Linked DNA regions of Homo sapiens: region 1 is linked to region 2. A link is an interaction called in ENCODE POLR2A ChIA-PET data of the cell type or tissue named here. Cell type or tissue: PC-9. All regions are shown on one strand. Each heading gives the region's core, and the rest is flanking DNA. Links, peaks and the distances in the headings are about the cores only.

Region 1 (5,385 bases), core at 275-5,274, 60 kb after region 2:
TGAGAAGGAATGACTCTGGACAGACTTGAGAGGCTTTTGTTCTCATGGGACTCCACAAAGATTGGTCTCCATAGTTCTCATTTTTAAAAAATGAATTAGTTTAAAGTTCACTGACTTGTCTTCATGGTAATATGTTAATGGGGATTTACTTGGAATTCATTCTAGATTCCCCACCTCCCCCATTCCTTCGAATACTTTATTATTGAAAGACATTTGTGCCTTGGGTGTCTGAGTAAACCCTTATCAAAGGGGCTAAGCTTTATTCCTGACCACACTGCAGAGCAGAAATAATCTCCATGTATTAATCACCTCAAGATCTTTAGGTGTAAAGTTTCATTTGAAGGATTTTGCAGGGATATTATATGCATGGTGAATGTTCCACTGGTAATTCTGGCCTAATTTTAGGGTTTTACAGTTGCTTTTGGTTATGCATGTTACTAAATTTACAAAATCTTTCATCTATTGCAAAATCCCAGGATGATTCTCACACAGAGGAAACTTTCTGACAAGTAAACATTTGAATGTGAGCCACTGGTAAGGCAATACTTCAAAAGAAAATCATTTGTCGTAGCTGACTTTTTTTTTTTTTTTTGGTCAAGATCAAACTGAGAAAATCTCCTTGAAGCTTGTAGGCTGGTCTGTGTCATGCAGCCTGGGTGTTGGAGGGCCTCCACCACCCCCCGCATCTGTGTTTACTGTCATTTCACCACCACTGGGTCAAATTGTAAGGAAAAATAAAACTTACATTAAGTAATGTTGTAAATACAAATAAAATCCATATAAAAATATGGACAGTGGGGATAAAAAGGTAAATATAAAGCAATGTAGGCAACTTCCCATTCATTGCAGCAAATAAGACCCATAACAGCATTTAGAAAATTTGCTAGATAGGAAAAGCAATTGCAAATTTCATGGGAATATTCAGGAGGAATAGTGGGAAGGCCAAACAAAAGCACTGTAGAAAAGAGGAGAGAGAGACACACACAGGAGACACCAAGATGAGTAGAATCTATGCTTGGCATTCAAGGAGCCCAGGGCCATCACTCAGCGGCTGCTAGACACACGCAGAGACAGGCCAAGGACACTAATCTCTGAGATTTGGTTGACTATGTTTAGACCTGGTCTCAGTTGTTATTTTAGTGGTTTATATGTCTTAAAATAGCAGTCTTTTAACTTTCCTCTTTAAATGTCAAGCTTGACTACTGCAGCTTCATTTCAAGGATCCCTTGTTGGGTGAATCAAAAATGTTTTAAAAAAGTCTTTCCCTTTTGAGCTGATTTTGTGAATATTCTCACATACTCTTGGGATTTTGGTTTCACCCCAGTTTTCTAATGACAGACATGTTGTAGGATTCTGCCCACACCCCCAGTGTGGGCTGACCTCTACAACCTGAACAATGACTCATCTAGGCTTTTCAAATATTAAACTAGCTTGTAAATCCTCTCTATGCCTAATGCCTCCACCAGCTCCTTGTCTGTGCCTTCACAAGTCATTAAAACTGTAAAGACATGAATTCTTGTTTTCTATGACCTGAAAGGATTCTACAGCACTAGCTATAGTTTCTAGCTATAACTTTCCACGCTGGCAAAGAGGTAGACAGTAACCATTTTATGAAAGGGGAACTAATGCTTTACAAAATGATTACTGTTTACTTCTTTGTCAGTTAACAGTATTATTAGGATATGTATTCAGGTAAAAATCTGCACTCCAAGCCCAGCCAGTCCATATTTGGCCCATCAATATTGCTGGAGCAAGCTTTTAACATGGCAACATATCCCACTGAAACACATGCATGGACTCTATTTAGGGAAGTTTTGTGAACTTCACCTGGACTCTCCCAGTTGCTAATAATATTGTCAGCTCATGGTGAATCACCCAGTACTCTCTCTCCCCTTGCTTGGCCCTCCCTTGGTCCTCCCCTCCCTGCCTTTACACACTGGCTGCTTATTTGTGTGCTGGGCAGACAAAGTCAAAAAGGACAGACACAGTCCCTGCCTTTAAAAAGCGATGGGAAGAGAAAGGGAGCATTGCCACACTGAGGAAAGGAAGCATTGCCACACCCACCATGGGGCCCACGCTGGGTGGGGAAAAGTTCAGGAGAGCTTCCTGGAAGAGGTGACATTGGAGTAGCATTTAGAAGGATGCACTAATCCCATGAATAAAGCCAAGAAAGGGCATTTCTGGACAAGAGAATGGCATGGAAGTGCAAAGCACTAAGAGGAAGGAAAGGACAAAAGATTACAAACTGCAAAGAGCTGCATGAGCTATTTTGCCTATGGCAGCTCCACTGGGTGGGCATTCACCTACCGTTGCTTGGGATATGGGGTTTGGTTTTTGCGTGGTGATGCGTGCCAGAGATGAAAGGGGTTTCCAGGGTCTTTGCTCTTAGTCTCGGGTGAACTGCCTTGTATCAGTACTGTCCTCTCTTCATAAGCATTCCTTGGGCTGAAACAACCTTGGCTTCTGGTCTCAGGAGCCTTTTCTCCTGGTGCAAAAGCCCCAGGCTACCTGGTTACAGCATCAGGATTAGATTGGCTGGTTTTACTGCAGCAGTGCTTAAGTAAATCCGAATGTAGGAAAATCACTGTTTTAAAGCAATGTAGTTTGATCAGTTAGAACGACACTGATCTTTTCCTTGTATGAACTTAGAATCTGATCTGTAAGATTCTATTCATTTTATGCATCTTTTTCAGGGTCAGTATTCACTCCTTCAACAGCTCATGAGCATTATAAAGAAAAATAACCTTCTTTTAGATGCTTTAACACAGTTTCCCAAACTTGCAACATAAGAATCACTTGGGATGCTTGTTACTTAGACAGATGACTGGGGCTTTCCCCTGGGAATTCTGATTTAATAGGTCTGGGGGTGGGCTCTGGGAACTTTTATTTATTTTTTAATAAGTATGCTAGGCAGTTCTTATTGTCAGGCTAGTTTGGAAAACACAGTGCACTTAGCCCGTGTTTTACTGGATATTAGGCAATAAACAAATACGTCTACTTACACCAGGCAAAGTATGCATGATGACATTGATGATGTACATTTCGCAGGTCAGGAAACTAAAGCTCAAAGGTAAGTGACTCACATAAGAGCACACTACTGGTAACAGAATGACCTGTCATCAAATCCAGAGCCTCTGGGTTCTGTTACATTACAGTCCAAATGATGGACGTTAAAATTGTAAGATCTGATTGAGGTTTATGTCAGGACTTGTAAAATTAACTTTTTTAAATTGGGCTTTATTTTAGGTTGTACTAGTTCAGTTATACATGGCTTTTAATGTAGTGATTTTATGGGGGAAAAGTTGTTTAGAGCAAGCCAAGCTAAATTTAGTTTGTTGCCATTTGAATTTATTAATTCAGAGATAGCTAACTCAGTTAAAATAGTTTTCTTTTCAAAGAAGGCTATATATTGTTTAAAACGTTAAGAGACCTAAGGTATGTAAATGTGTTTGTTTCTTTTCAAAATAAAGCAAACCAAAAGTAAATAAGTAAAACAAATCAGCTCACAAAAGTATATACTAGAGAATTATTTATGTCATTCAAATTAGTTTCTGTCCATAGTTATATTCTACAAACCCATTCTTTCTGATATTTGCTAATTAATACCAAATATTTAATTTACCTTAATTCATGATTCCTTCAGAACCAAATTGAAATTTGCCTTGGAGTTATTTATCAGAAAACAATTTGCTTAGCATATTGGTAGCATAAAGAGCTTCAAAAAAGATGTATAGATATATATATATATTTTCAATTTCTTCTGTAGAAACAGTTGCATGGCAAGTCAAAACACTGAGACAATGGGGACTGCAGCAGAGAAAGAGTTTAATAATCTTAGGACAGCTGAACAAAGAGATGGGAGGAAACCTCAAATCCACTTCTCCAAGGAATTCGGGGCTAGGGATTTTAAGGAGTTTGGAATGGACCAAGGTGTGGGGATTGTTGACTGGTCAAAGAGAGCAGGGTGAAGTCATGGGATGTGGGGATTGTTGACTGGTCAAAGAGAGCAGGGTGAAGTTATGGGATGAGGGGATGAAGAAACTGCCTTCTCATGCTGATTTGGTTCCTCATGGGGATTTTCACTCTGGTTGGCATCAGCAATTCCCAGTGGAATTCAGGGTCTGAAGAACATCTTAAGTAAATCTGAAGCAAAAGCCTTATGATTCCAATGTCAGACACGATTCCTATATAGGAACAATGAGGATGTAAATGGTCAGCATTGAGTGACCTTTAGCTACAACAAAGTGGACCAAAGTGCAGCCCGATGATGATTAATTATAATTATATTTCTGTCCAGAACCCAGTACGTAATTCTTGTTAACCCTGTGAGAACAATTTCACAAATAGTTGATTACAAATTGCTCTTTAGTGAAGACCCTGCAGAGCCTCTGCTTAGCAGCTGATGCTACGTACTTAAATATATTAAAATGACTTTTACAGTAAATAAAGGAATTATTTAACATATTACATGACACTTTATGATGTATTCACTGTGACTTATTATATGTATTTCTCTCTGATTAATTCAATGTAGAATAGTTTCACTAAGCTCTTCAGTAGAAGAGATCGCTTCCTAAACATGCAGCATGTTTCAGTCATGTGTGAAGCAGCTTTGGCTTTTTTAGATTAATTAGGGAAAGATGTGATTACAATAGTCATAGTTGTAGCTGCATTTATGCATGTACATAAATGCATTTACTCAGTTATTAACCCAATAAGCAGTTATTTAGTAGATTCTTTGCTAGGCCCTTGGGAGACAGAGAGAAGCAAGTTGCTGACCTTACATTCCAGGAGCTCAAAGTCTTCTAGCAGAGCCAGACAGGAACCCCACCATCACTCCACAGTGGGAAACCTCTGTGATGCGTATGCCCAGGATGCTCTCAGATCAGAGAGAAAAGTCGCTCACTCAGCTCAGAAGAGTTCAAGAAGGCTTTCAGGGGAAATTATGTTTTGACAAGTAAATCAAATGTTTACTAAAAATAGAAACTTCAAAAATTATTATTCATGATGTTTTCATAATTCTCTAGTTTGAAGACACAATACTGGATTGGTGGCACAATATTCATTTAGATGTGAGGCACTGGTCTGGTTGAAAAGTCAGTTGAATTTTATTATATTTTGTATTTTTTGTCCCTCTTAGAATTATTTAAATTTTTAAGTAGTTTTTTTATAGCTGTTTTTAACTTTACAGCAAAATTTAGTGAAAGTATGGAGAGTTCCCATAAAAAAAACAGGGAAATATCTGAACAGCAGCTTCACCAAAGAAGATACACAAATGACAAGTAAGTATAGGAAAAGATGATCTACTTCATATGCCATTAGGGAATTTTAATTTAAAACAACAAGAGATACACCTACACAGCTATTATAAGGTCCAAAACACTG
Region 2 (5,385 bases), core at 241-5,240:
AAAACCACACTGAGAAGGTAGGATTCAAGCTGGGCCTTCAAAGTTGAGCATGGGTATTATGTTTTTAATAGATGAAGGGTGAGAGAATACATTGAAGGCAAGTAACGCTTGTTAGTTCAGCCAGTAATTAGGTCAAAGAATAGAACAACAGGGAGGGGAAAATGAGTCTCACAGGAAAGCCTGACAAGTCAAGAAATGTGGGAGGGAGTCTGGGGACAGCATGGTTAATGGCCTCTTCTGACACAAGTGCACGAAGCTAGCAGAAAGGGTCCTGGGGAAACTGAGGCACATCCTAATTACCTGCCTTGATAGGGACTCCATGCTTCTATGAATGAAGACTGAGCCCACCTGCATTTTTCCTTTTTCGTGCTCTTACAACTCATCTTCAAGCCTGTTTTCTCAAAACCCACTCCCAAGCTAGATGTTATCTCTGCCAAAATTATGAAATTATTTGTGGGAATCTAAAATCAGAATTTCACATTTTAAAAAACTTTTATTTCTAATGAATTGTTTGTATTTGTTTTTGTCTCTTCCTTTGGGCCTTGAAATCATCTTGAACATGGATTCTGTTGCCTGGCAGATGAGCTGTCCCCAACAGCTGGGACTCAGGGGACTTTCCTCCAGGTTAACAGCAGTGGACTTCTCAGCACCCTTTAGGTCGCTGTTGTTTAATCAACTATCAACGTCTCCTTACACTTTAATTCCTCCCTCCTTTGTCAAGTCAAACACTTTGAGGAAATCACACTGCCTGTGTCCTTCTGATCTACAGGTCTCATGGCCCCATCAAAAATTCAATGAACTTGTTTGGTTGGATGCCTCCTTTATTACTTTTAAAATACAACAAAGCTGTCAATAAATTATTCCATCATCGCTTTTCAAGGTATCCATATTAAATGTAGCAGTCTAGAACGCTAAATTCATTGCCTTGACCTTTCTTATATAAAATACGGACATTTGTGTGTCTCCAGTGTTCAGGCATCCCTCTTTCTTTAGTGGAATTCCTCAGATATTACGAAAAGTGGTGATTATATGAAATTTGTCAATTAAAGGTACCAGGTAAAGGATTTTCAGGTGTCCAAGCACACGAATGAGGTTGTGGGCACCTTGCGGTGCGTCTGAGGTTTTGGCTCTCCGTGCCCACATTCCTGCAGTGCGTCTGAGGTTTTGGATCCCCGTGCCCACATTCCTGGGAGCGGCACTCAGTGGCAGCAGTAAGATCCAGGCCACCTCGCGGTCGGTTCCCAGGATGCCCCTCTGCCTGCTCCTGGGGAGATCACGGGAAACGAAGGGCGATTGAAGGCGTCACACCCTGGTAGGAATTTTCCAATATAAATCCAGTAACTGTTTCCATGATGGCCTAAAAAAGAAGAGTCTGGAATCAATTTGTCACTTTTTCTGTGCCTCCCCAACTCTGACTTATTTTTTTGATGGGTCGTTTTTCATTATGTATTGATGGAGGATTTGCCTTTGTAGGGCAGTGCCGCACTAGGCCAGTGTACCCTGAGGCAAATGTGCACCTACAGAGAGATCAGTCCCTGCATTGCAGGTGTACAAATTATGAAATCGGGCCCCTCCCATGCTAACAAGGGTCTCATCCTGTAAGCAGTAGACTATATTTATGATATGTATAGCTTTACCTGCGTGGCGATTGTGTTTTGTAATTAGTATCGCTCCAAGTTTTAGCTAAATTTTTGAGGAACTGGGGACCTTACAGCATTATCTCATTACTAGGAAAAGCCCAAGGAATTTATACAAACACACCTACATGGCAACCTCACTATACCCAAATAATGACATCATTTCTATTTTTTTCTCTGTCTGATTAAATGCCTCTTCTCTTTTGTCCAACTCTTCTGCACACACTTTAAGGGGCTTTCCCTGGTGTGTGTCCTCTTTTGTTTAGCCACCCGGAAATTGAAATGCTTCAGGCCCTTTTCATTCTTACATAAAACCTTGGCTGCTTTTTCTCCCCAATATTTGGAAAAGTCGAGGTATCATGTGAGCTGCCAAGCGCACCGGGGTGGGAATTGGAAAGGATCCAAGGCCCTGTTATTTCTTCCCACTCCTTCCCAGCTCACTGTGAACTTCTTGCACCAACTCCTAATATTTGTAGAAGTTCTCTGAGATGTTTTCCCTTTGCACCCTGTCCCTTATACACTCAAAGAGTCGAATTCCAAAATTAATCACCAACATGGATTCAGATTAGCAAACAGCTACCATAGACCGACCTCAGGGAAGCCTTTGGAAATACCACTTCCCTGGTTGGGCACTGGACATAGACACAGCTGTGCAGACCTTGGTCTCACACTGATTGGCTGTTAGGCGAAGGGCTGAGACCTACCTTCCTGTTTTGATTTACTGGGAACAGGTCAAAGGGCCCCTGAAAAGTACACAACACTTCCCGTTTAAAATAGATCTTGGAAGACATTGAAAGAAGAAGGAAGAATGTGGGAATGCAATGGGACAGCTTTCTTTGATCCTAAACCCAGTCAGAATCTTAATTAGCTGTACATGGAAGACCACAAAAAGCACCCTCCCTGAGAGCAGGCCTCTCCCAGTGAAATGCAAGTTCCAGGAAATGACTGAGTTGTCCCATGTGCAGCCAAGTCCATCATGAGGTGCAGGGAGATTCTGAATGAGGAGCCTCGTCTCTATGTATTCTGAGTGAGTGAAATCGCTGGTAATTCAGAACGTGTCTGCAACAGAGAGGATTTTTAGTTGTGAATGATATACCATGTACTATATATACACATAATCGAATGGGAAAGACTGGCCTCCCCGCCTTCCCTTCTTGCTCTCCCCGTTTCCCACCCAAGAGGTCCAGATAGGATCACTGATGAGGATGGTGTAGATGAGGAGGGCACTCAGGAAAGAATCCAGGGACCTTCCAGCCTTGGCGGTTGAGCCAAGATAAAGGACTAGCAAAGAAGCATTGAGCAGCAGCTGCAAAGGGAGGGGAAACACGGAGAAAAGGAGTACAACCCAAGCCAGGCCATGAAAGCGTCTCCAATGGTCATTGCTGTCTAAACTATCGAGAAGTTGTGTGAGATGAAGATAGAAAATTAACCGCTGTGTTTGACCAGAGGCAGGTCCTTGCTGAATTTAACAAGAGTAATTTCTGTAATGCATTGGAAAGCTCCATTTGACAGACATTACATAAAAAGCTCAGTTATTCAAGAAACACGCATGCTCTTTTTTTGCAATGGTGAGAAATTTAGAAAAAATAAATCTGATGTGGCCTTCGAGTGCACGCCAGATCATGGGACAGGATCTCTGGCTGCCGTACCTGCCTCCCGCCCCCGTGGGACTTGGACAGAGCATGACCAAATGCCAGGGCAAACCCTGAGGCACCTAGGAGAGGAGACCACACAGAGTAAGGTAACCTGGGGCAGGAGAGTACGTCCAGGGGGTGCGATCCTGTCCCAGGCACGAAGCCAGGCTGTGTGGAGGGATGGGAGAGGGGACTTCCCCTGGGACGCTGCGTGATAACTCCCTGGTGTGATTTGTCCTAATTCTTTCATTCCATCTTTCATTCAGAGAGCATTTTGAAGCCCCCATTATTGATTACTGTTACAGATTCTGGGGATAAGGGGATAAATAAACCCACCAAAGCCCTTGCCTTAATCATATTCAGGTCCAGCTCTCTGTGTCTATCCATGTCGTGATGCAAATGAAGACACAGGAAGATGAAGGGGAACACAGACTCACCTGGGCACTGGAGTGGTGGTTTTCCACCTGGGATGTGCATTAGAATCACTTGGGTACTCAGCCCACGCTCTGACTGATCAAATCATTTTGTATCGGAGGTGAGACCCAGACATCAGCAATAATCCTCCCAGGTGATTTCAATGTGCAGCCAAATTTGGGGACGGCATTAGAGCTGGGTTCTAGAAGTGTGCTCCTAACCAGAGCATCAGCGTCATCCAGGAACTGTTGGAAATGCAGTTCCACCCCAGACCACCCCAGACCCGCTGAATTAGGACCTCTGAGGGTGAGGTCAGGCAGTCTGTCTTACCAAGCCCTCCAGGTGACCTAATGTGCATGGAAGTTTGAGAATCCCTGCCTTAGGGAAGCCAACTTTCTAAAAGCCAGGAGGACAGGCTGGGCACGGAGGTGTCTGTGACACCTCAGTATTTATGACACTGGGTAGAGTATCGATGGCAGCCCTGTGCTGTGAAGAGCAAAAGAGAAATGTTTCTGCCCTCAAGGGATTTATAGTCCAGGTTTGGAAATAATAACATGCAGGACCACTAGAAAGCAAGAAGCAGCGCAGAATGATGTGTGAATGGTGTGATTCTCTGGTGACAGAGGAGACGCTACAGAGACGATTTTTAAAACTTCACTGCAGCTTTTAAACTATTCAATGATAAGAATGTAATATTCCACAGTCACACTTTCTTTCCCGCAAAGTTTTGCAGACTTGCATTATTTTCTAGCATTGCCTGCTGTAAAAACCTGAGCCTAAAAGGAATTTTCCCCTTTGTAGGTGTCTTCCTTTTTCTTCTGGGATATTGGAAGAAAATGTTCATGATCTTCACAGTTTGAGTGAAGTGCAACAGTCTAACCGGGATGTGTCTCAGTGACTGGCCTCTATTTTCTTTTCTGGATAAAGGGATGCTGTTTTCATTTGCAGATACAATACTTCAGTCATTTCAGACTAATTTTTGTATTGTATCACATCTCTGATTAAAAAATAGAACTCAAAAATTCTTACGAGGGCTGGTCCTAGCCTTTTGTAACTATTAAAAGTTACTGGAGGTGTGGCCGGGTGCGGTGGCTGAGGCCTGTAATCTCAGCACTTTGGGAGGCCAAGATGGGTGGATCACAGGGTCAGGAGATCGAGACCATCCTGACTAACGTGGTGAAACCCCGTTTCTACTAAAAATACAAAAAAATTAGCCGGGAGTGGTGGCGGGCGCCTGTAGTCCCAGCTACTCGGGAGGCTGAGGCAGGAGAATGGTGTGAACCCGGGAGGTGGAGCTTATAGTGAGTGGAGATCGTGCCACTGCACTCCAGCCTGGGCAACAGAGCGAGACTCTGTCTCATAAAAAAATAAATAAATAAAAAGTTACTGGAGGTGTATAGAGTGGGAAATTACCACAGGCTGAAATTGGTTTCTTAGCTATGACGCCAAAAACACAAGCCGCCAAAGAAAAAATAGGTAAATTGGACTTGATCCAAATTGTAAAATTTTGTGTTTCAAAGTACACTGTCAAGAAAGTGAAAAGACAGCCCGTAGAATGACAGGAATATTTGTAAATCGTATGTCTAATAAGGGTCTAATTCAGGATATATCCCTCTTGCAATTCAACAATAAAAACATGACCCAATTTAAAAATGGGCAAAGAATTTGAATAGAAATTTCTTCTAAGAAGGTATACCAAA

Evidence for each region. Peaks named below come from ENCODE experiments on the same cell type or tissue, not always from the same donor. Only the 100,000 strongest peaks of a DNase experiment are listed, where the experiment ranks them.
Region 1: POLR2A ChIA-PET joins it to region 2 with 7 read pairs; 2 of 35 experiments call an interaction of 5 or more read pairs at or near these places.

Annotation. Positions count from the first base shown.
Region 1 is chr6:834,563-839,947 of GRCh38, forward strand. No RefSeq gene overlaps it. Among named protein-coding and RNA genes, the nearest start is that of EXOC2, 140 kb to the left of the region's middle. RefSeq lists an enhancer at 4,591-5,140. In PC-9, for the core only: no CTCF peak of the experiment used is centred there; a DNase peak (open chromatin) is centred at 3,029; H3K27ac peaks cover 2,369 bases.
Region 2 is chr6:774,274-779,658 of GRCh38, forward strand. No RefSeq gene overlaps it. Among named protein-coding and RNA genes, the nearest start is that of EXOC2, 84 kb to the left of the region's middle. In PC-9, for the core only: no CTCF peak of the experiment used is centred there; no DNase peak of the experiment used is centred there; H3K27me3 peaks cover 326 bases.